2 separate regions of the Homo sapiens genome follow, and region 1 is linked to region 2. Evidence: read pairs that join two places in POLR2A ChIA-PET (ENCODE). Cell type or tissue: PC-3. All regions are shown on one strand. Region 1 overlaps LAMC2 (laminin subunit gamma 2). Region 2 overlaps LAMC1 (laminin subunit gamma 1).

Region 1 (4,000 bases), 110 kb before region 2:
GAAGAGCTGAAGGTAACTCAGCCCTGTTGCTGAGCCCACAAAGTCATAATCTAAAAATAAGCCTAATTTCTGCATTTTTGGGAAATCGATATAAAGTCCAAAATTGGTGACTACTCTGGGGTTTATTAATGCCATTGGCTTCATTTGACATACATGTAATGATAGCATTTTTTTGTAAGACATGTTATTTTGCATTTGAAATGGAATATACAACAGATTTCCCTGTCAAGTTATTATCTGAAAGTGAAAAATATCCTCTGGCTAATTGGGATACTGAGAAATCACATAGGGAATTAAACTTGTGCTAGTGGTTTGGTGACATGTGCAGCTGAGGAGCAGCTGGGGACAGCACATGGTGGGAACAGTCTCTGTCACCAATGTGTCTTTCAGCCTCTGCAGTTTGGACCCTGAAAGTTCAGTTTCTTCATCTCTTTAACAGTGGATGTGTTAACACATTGTTGTCAGACTGTTATGAGGACTAAGAAGGACATCATCTATGATAATGTTTTGGAAAATTATAAAGCATTAGTCAGATCTTAGGAAATAATATCCATCAAGCTTTTTGTGTACACATAAATTGTCTGCTTTTGGGCATTGAAAAATGCCATTCTGATTTTTTTTTCTTTCATATGGAGGGAATAAGAGAATTATTCTTGATCAGAAGATCTGGCTTACAACTTTAGTTCTTGCAATCAGTTGCTGGAAGACTTTAGGCCATTCATTAATTTTTCTAGGTCTCAGTTTCCCCACTGTCTTAATAAGAAAAACAACTACATCAATTCACAATTTACTGAGTTGCCCGCCATGTGCTTGTCAAACACCATTTTATCTCCACAGGATCCCATGACATGAATATCATGAACACTCTTTAACAGATGGGGATGCTGGAGCAGCAAGAGGTTAAGGAACCTGCCCAGAGTGACCTAATGATGATGGTGGTTGTGTCCAGATTTGCACCCTGGCTGCCTGGCTCCATAACCCACCACTGTACTCTACATTATTACCTTTGATGTCAACAAACCTGGTCCTGAACTCTTACTCTGCCCCTTAGCTCTATGACCTTGGACAAGTTTCTTCCCCTCCCTCCCTAAGTCTCTGCTACATCATTTGTGAAATGGGAAAAAACATAGCCCCCTCTTTAGTTATTTGTGAAGATTAATTAATTACTGGATTAAAAGCACCTAGAAAAGTGCCTGGCCCAGGGTTGGCACATGGCACATGTTAACTATCATATAAGACATAAATCAATACTGGGCTCCACCACTTCCTGCCAAGCTGTTCCCACTGAGTCTGGGATATCTATTACCCAAATAAAAAGAAGGAGCCAGTTTCACTTGCCCTTACCACTGGGCAAGCAGTAGACTACATGCTGAAACAGAAGAGATGACATGGTAAATCCTTCTTTACCATCCTTCTGTGCTAGGCAGCAGGTTCCTGGTCTACCCTGAGACTAATAACCTTGTCTTCAGGCCAGGCTTTCAAGCTGAGCCAATTAAATTTCTAGTTTCATTCTCACTGATCATTTCACTGGGATGACCCAACTCTGGTGACTCACAATGAAGCTGCATGACCTAAGGCAATAGGAGCTCTTCAGAGAGGTTAAATGCCCATTAAAATGCAATAATTTGTCTTTTAATTTTTTTATGAAGTTCTTTGATTCATAGGGAGGACTGCTAAATCCAAAAGATTCTGGATGCAAATTCCACACAACAAAGCTAAACTAATCTGAGTCAAACCACATTGTGACAGCAACTTAGGTGAATTTGGGGGGTGACTGCTGCGATATGGGCCTATCTCACCACAGGGTCACCCAGTTTTCTATAAGACTCCCAAACCACTCTACCAGCAACTCATGGCTGCACCAGAATCTGCCCATTTTTAGATTCTTTCAAGCTGCAGCTATCAGTTGGTTCCACAGACCTACTACACTAAGTCATTGCCATGCAATAAGGCTGTATGCTTTAAGTGGATCAATATTTATCACAGGATGCTGTTAAACACTTTCTAGCAAAGAAAAGTAGATAATGCCAGAAAGATAATAGACAAATGAACCGTTTAAAAAAAAAATCTTATTTACAGAACCACCTCTCTCTCCCCCTTTATATTTACTAACTTGTCTTTACTGTCTGTCCACAATGAATACAGCACAGTGTATGTATCTGTGTGTACAGCAAAGACCTACAGTTATATGAATATAGCACTGTGTGGGATACTTTAAAAAAAAAAAAAAAAACAACTAGCCAGGCGCGGTGGCTCACACCTGTAGTCTTAGCACTTTGGGAGGCTGAGGCAAGTGGATCACGAGGTCAGGCACTCGAGACCAGCCTGGCCAACATAATGAAACCCCATCTCTACTAAAAATACAAAAAATTAGCTGGGCGTGGTGGTGGGTGCCTGTAATCCCAGCTACTCAGGAAGCTAAGGCAGGGGAATCGCTTGAACCTAGGAGGCGGAGGTTGCAGTGAGCCGAGATGGCACCACTGCACTCCAGTCTGGACAACAGTGTGAGACCCTGTCTCAAAAAAACAAAACAAAACAAAAAAACAAACTAGCTCTCCTATGAACCAGCCACCCCATTAGGTGTTTCCTATTTGTTATTTTGTTTTATCTTTTTAGCAACCTAATGAAAGACTTCAATTTTCCTGTTTACTTGTCTGTCTCCTTTATTAGTACAACTTCATATTGCTAGCACCTAGCACAGCACTAGAAACAGATCTTTCTAATTCCTTATTTTTCAAGAGGTTGGTCAAATGGATGGCTATGGATATGAAGAACTATCCCTGAAAGAGTGCAAGCTTCCTTTGTCATCTGCTTGCAAAAGACTGTCACCTGCCTGGAAAAGTTAATAATGTGACTCTTTGTATTAGAATTCAAGACAACATGCCCTCAAGGTCCCAACTGGTTCCACCAACCCCTACTTAAGAGAAACATGTTTCCTTTCAGATTGAAACTGCTAAAAAGACCAATGTCTGGTAGGTTCCCAGTTGTTGGTGAGGTTGAACATCTCCCTCTTGGCCTGCTTGCTTTCCCTGTTTTCTTTCTTTTTCCTCCGTTGTTCCCTTCCTTCTTCTTTTCCTCCTTCCTTCCTTCCCTCTTGTCTCCCCACTGCTCCATCTCCCTCTCCCTCTTTCCGTCCTTTTCAGCTACCTTTGGAGTTACAATTGCAGGGCAAACAGCGGTCCCTTTCTCTGTGCCGGTAAAAGCCATTCTTGCACTTCTCGCAGTGAATGCCATCAGTGTTGTCATTGCAGTTGAGGCAGCGGAATCCATTACCAGTTTGTCTGTGAAGTTCCCGATCAAAGATACACTGCCTGGACTTCCCATTGCAATCACAGACTGGGGAGGAAGCATACAAAAGAGATCGTCAAAAAAAAAAAAAAACACCTCAGGAACTGTTCTAGCAGGTGTTTATGTTATTATTGATAGAAATTATGCATGAGTACTATATGGTAACCTACACTCCTTGCGGGAGGAAGATATGGGAGTGCAATTGGCAGTGCAGGGACCCCGGGGACGCCTGCTCCACTTAAAGGAAGTAGGCACTATGCAATGCTGGTGGGCTGCTGTCTGGGAGAACATGGGCTCAGGGTTGCCAGACTGTCCAGTTCCTCGAGAGAAACCCAAAATGTTAAATTACATTTTTATGCGGATATTTCTGATTTAAATGTTTGCAAGGAGTTCATTTCAAAACACTGCAATCCCACAGAGCAAGTGTGTGGGCTCACGGAGACCTGAGGATGGGCAGCTGCGGACTCAGCACAGCTATTAGCCGATGGTGTCGCTGCTCAAGATACACAACACCCATCCCACCGGTGCCCGTCAAGGCAAAGGAGTGGACGTGACCGTCTGGGCACATGTCTCCTCCCAAAGCCAAGTGTCCCATGAAGAATGACCTTTCTCAAGTATCTAGGAAGCCCATCCTGCAGATGTTCCAAAGAGACTCGCAAAGTGACTAACATCTCCATAAGGACCCGAACAGCAAAGAAGCGAAACACGGAAA
Region 2 (4,000 bases):
GCAGTGCCAGGGACAAGATGGCAGTGGTTGGAATTGAGAATGGGCCGGGCTCAGTAGCTAAGGCCTGTAATCCCAGTACTTTGGGAGGCCGAGGCAGGCAGATCACTTGAGGTCAGGAGTTCGAGACTAGCCTGGCCAACATGGTGAAACCCTGTCTCTCCTAAAAATTCAAAAAATTAGCCAGGCGTGGTGGTACGCGCCTGTAATCCCAGCTACTCAGGAGGATGAGGTGGGAGAATTGCTGGAACTCAGGAGGCGGAGGTTGCAGTGAGCCGAGATCGCGACATTGCACTCCAGCCTAGGCAACACAGCGAGACTCCCTTTCAAAAAAAAACAACAAAAACAAAGGAATTGAGAATAGACAGCAGGCAGACACAGTGAGTGTAGTTAATCTACCATGTAGTCTGCCTAAAGAAGAGGAGAAGGAGGGGAAGATGATATTTGGAAGGGTTACAGGGCCAAGGAAAGACTTTTCTTTTCTTTTTTGTTTTCTGATAGAGATGAACGTGTATTAAATGCTGTTGTATTTGAGTCAGCAGAGAGGGAAAGGTGAAAAATAGAAGCTGGAAAACAAGAATGGGATTCCATGTTTGTTGGGAGACTGGTTCTCTACAGAAGGAAACCTGCCTCTTTGCTCTCTGTCTGGGTGCATATGCAAAGTGACATTGTAGGTTTTAAGGGGCAGAAGTTAAAATTCGAGTTCTACTGATGACTTTTTTTCTGTGTAGTGAAAATCAAGGATACCTGCTCAAGACTGGCGGCAAAGACAGGGAGTAATGTTGGGTGGGGAATATTTGAACAGAGTGTAGAAACTTTATAATAGCCAATGTAAAGTCCAGCAAAGGTAGCTGACTAGAAAAAAGAAGGCTTACTGGGCAAAGACCAGGTGGCTGAGAGGAGAGCAGGAGGCCATGCCTTTGTACAAACATCTCTGTGGAGGTGTGATTTCTGCTGCAGCATTCAGCATCCCCTCTGCCAATGTAAAAGAAAGACAACAAGACAAGGGGAATAAAGTTGCTTCAAGGAATTTGGAATCCAGTCTGGATAAATAAGAAGGCAAATACAGAAAATGGAATAGAGGGGTCAAAGTGCGAGGTATGTGTGTTATCTGGAATTAACTACAACCAGAACTGGAACACTAAGGAGCTTTTTATTCTGTTAAATAGCTCTACCTGAGGGTTACCATGTCCTCTCTCTCACTATACTTCCCTACTCTGTCCATCCTACTCATTTCACAATTGACAAAGTAAGAAGATCCAGTTAACAGGTAGATGAATAGAAAACTGGACCAGGTCTTCTAATTTCCAGTCTGATGACACTACTAGATTATCAACATGCTGCGGGAGCAAGTGAAAGTAGACAGTATGGCTTTAAGGTAAAGTAGCCAAGCCAAATGATTAAGGAAAACAGTAAGTGCATTTCTGGATGTATTCCAGCAACTATTCAACCAGAACATCTTCCACTCCTCACCCCATGTTCACACACACGAAGACTAACCATGGATATACACACCACCAAAAAAATGTTTAGCTTCTGAGTGTTCTACTGCCCCTCTTCCTCCCCCTGCCATATCCCTTCCATAAACAAAAAACTCAAGGGCAGATGTTTAGAATGAAGCACACAAAATTAACCAATACTTCCTGCTCTAGATCCTACAGTTCATGCTGGTTGAGGGAATGAGAGGAGGGGAACAGGCCGCATCGACAATGAGAATCCAGCCTTTGTTCATGTGGGACCAAGCCAAGGAATTCTGCTTAAGCCTCCTACATGGTAAAGTATTTCTCATCTCTCTGAATAAGGGAGAAACTCTTCTTGTCTTAGAATTGGATTCAAGCACTGACTGCTGGGGAACATAAATGCTCCTCTGTTATGTGCTACTCAGAAAAATTCCATAAGGATCTTGTGAAACAACCTCCTTTAGAGTTTAGTAATGAATGACAATAGCCATATAGAATTTTACAAAATTGCAAAATGCCCTTCCACAGCTTGAATTAGAAAAAGAAAACTAGTTCATTCTAAAGTATCAAATTAGGAGTCACTGGTTCACTACTGGCTCTTATGTGTTAACTCTTTGGAAGTCAGAAAAGGAATGCTCTCCTTGAAGCCAGACTTGATTTTAGGCATATAAAACTTTAATAAAGTTGTAGCACAAAGTCAATTAGAGATGGGGTGTGTTTAGGCTACTAAATGGGATCTCCAAACAGTTAACACAAACAGTAGTCACAGAAAGCAACTATTTGAAAATGTTTTCAATTTTGTTAGCATAACTGCTGGCTGAAACAAGAGTTCCCAGGACAACATATCCAGCTGCAAACCAGCTGTTATTGTTCCACCTCAGCGGATGGATTGCACAAATAGAGCCTCACTGATTAAGACGACCCAAGGCCAACTTAATACTGACTGTGGGATCCTCAAGCAGACACAGGCAGATGATCGGAAGCACTACAGAACAACTAAGCACATAAGGAATATACCAAGATGGTCTGGTACAGTGCAGTCACTCCAGATGCTGAAAAACTCAGTCCTCATTATTGCCTGTTGAAGGGCTAGTTTCTATTGGCTAAAACTTATCTTCAAAATTGTTTGTTTTTAAAAACTTATTATCCTGTTCCTTTCCCCTAAATTTCTGTACTCCCTTTTCATGGCCTCCCCCTTGTCAATCGGTCAAATGCCAACAGTGCAAGAGGACAATCCCTTAGAAAGTATATTTAGATCAGCACAACTTAAAAATGCAGACAAATAACCTTTACAGTTTTGTATAAAATAGTAATTCCTAACTAAATTTATGACAACAAATGCAATGGAACTTACAATTTGAGAAAGTATCCCTTTCAAATGAATGAACAAAGGGCTTCAACAGTCATGTTTTCTGAGTACAGGCAATAAGCACTTCCTATCACACTTGGGCCATTGTTAATAACGGAAAGACACGCTAACTAAGATGAACAGAGATGGAATATGGAAAGTCTCAATTCTATGTTGCCACAGTGAAATATAACAAAGCAGGTAGGTAAAATAGAAGATATCATTTTAGAATTTTTTAAAGCTAACAGAATTCTGTATCAAAAGCTATTATAAAAATAATGGTATGATTATCACTATGGAGCTAAGAGGAAAACAAAAGTTCTGAAATAGACAGTATGATTTTGGAGAAGATAAATCCGTAATCTCTATGGAAATTAGATTTTTCGATGAAGTATCAAAATAAAGTTTAAGCCAAAAAGACAATTCTCTTTCCCTATCACCCTCAAAATACTACTTGGTGCTATGGTTAAATAAGATCACAGCACTAACCTAATGCAGAAGTTCTAAAAAATAAAAGCTTTCTGCTTGCATTGCCTAATTGCAATGCCCCAAAATGCCATATACACTTCAGTAAACTGGAGGGCCAAAATTGACTTATCATAGGAATTAAAATGTGATCATAAAACAGCCATTATATGCATACAGAGAGAATTCTTAACTGAACACTAGAATGTCAAACACCCTTGGAGAGTAATTTCAAATAAGTGCAAATCACTGTTAGAGGGTACAAACAATTTCCATTATCAAAACATACGATAAATTCATCCTAATCTGCACATCTTTGCCATTTTATTTGATATACTCACCAAAAAAGATTCCCAAGTGAAATTTTAAGCCAAGAACTGGGGAATATGCCTTATTAACCCAAACCCCATGCTTCCAAGACTCAATACCAGACCTAATTCATGGTGGTAGACTACAGGCATGAATAAGTCCTTGAGCTGGGCTAAAGGAACAAGGCCAATATTCACCCCCACTCGTGTAAGCTGAGGCAAAAAATCCACTCGCTCTGCTGAACAAAGATCCCACTACAGGGATTTGACTGACATGAGATTTAACGGAGTCACAAAGAAGGCAACTAAGTTAATTATAACACTAAAGAAATAAAAAGGCAATTAAATATAAGCTACATAAGCCCATATTTCAGAAATGTGTAATTGTTAAGATATGAAAAAGACACCATAATTGTGTGGGA

Evidence for each region. ChIA-PET counts read pairs that join two places held together with the same protein. Peaks named below come from ENCODE experiments on the same cell type or tissue, not always from the same donor. Only the 100,000 strongest peaks of a DNase experiment are listed, where the experiment ranks them.
Region 1: POLR2A ChIA-PET joins it to region 2 with 8 read pairs; 2 of 35 experiments call an interaction of 5 or more read pairs at or near these places.

What each region holds. Positions count from the first base shown.
Region 1 is chr1:183,207,217-183,211,216 of GRCh38, reverse strand. LAMC2 (laminin subunit gamma 2) reads right to left here. Exons shown (of 23, transcript NM_005562.3): 2 at 3,148-3,336. Among named protein-coding and RNA genes, the nearest start is that of LAMC2, 23 kb to the right of the region's middle. RefSeq lists an enhancer at 1,389-1,518. In PC-3, no CTCF peak of the experiment used is centred here; a DNase peak (open chromatin) is centred at 1,516; H3K27ac peaks cover 1,343 bases.
Region 2 is chr1:183,095,432-183,099,431 of GRCh38, reverse strand. The region is part of intron 1 of LAMC1 (laminin subunit gamma 1); the gene reads right to left. Among named protein-coding and RNA genes, the nearest start is that of LAMC1-AS1, 44 kb to the left of the region's middle. In PC-3, no CTCF peak of the experiment used is centred here; no DNase peak of the experiment used is centred here.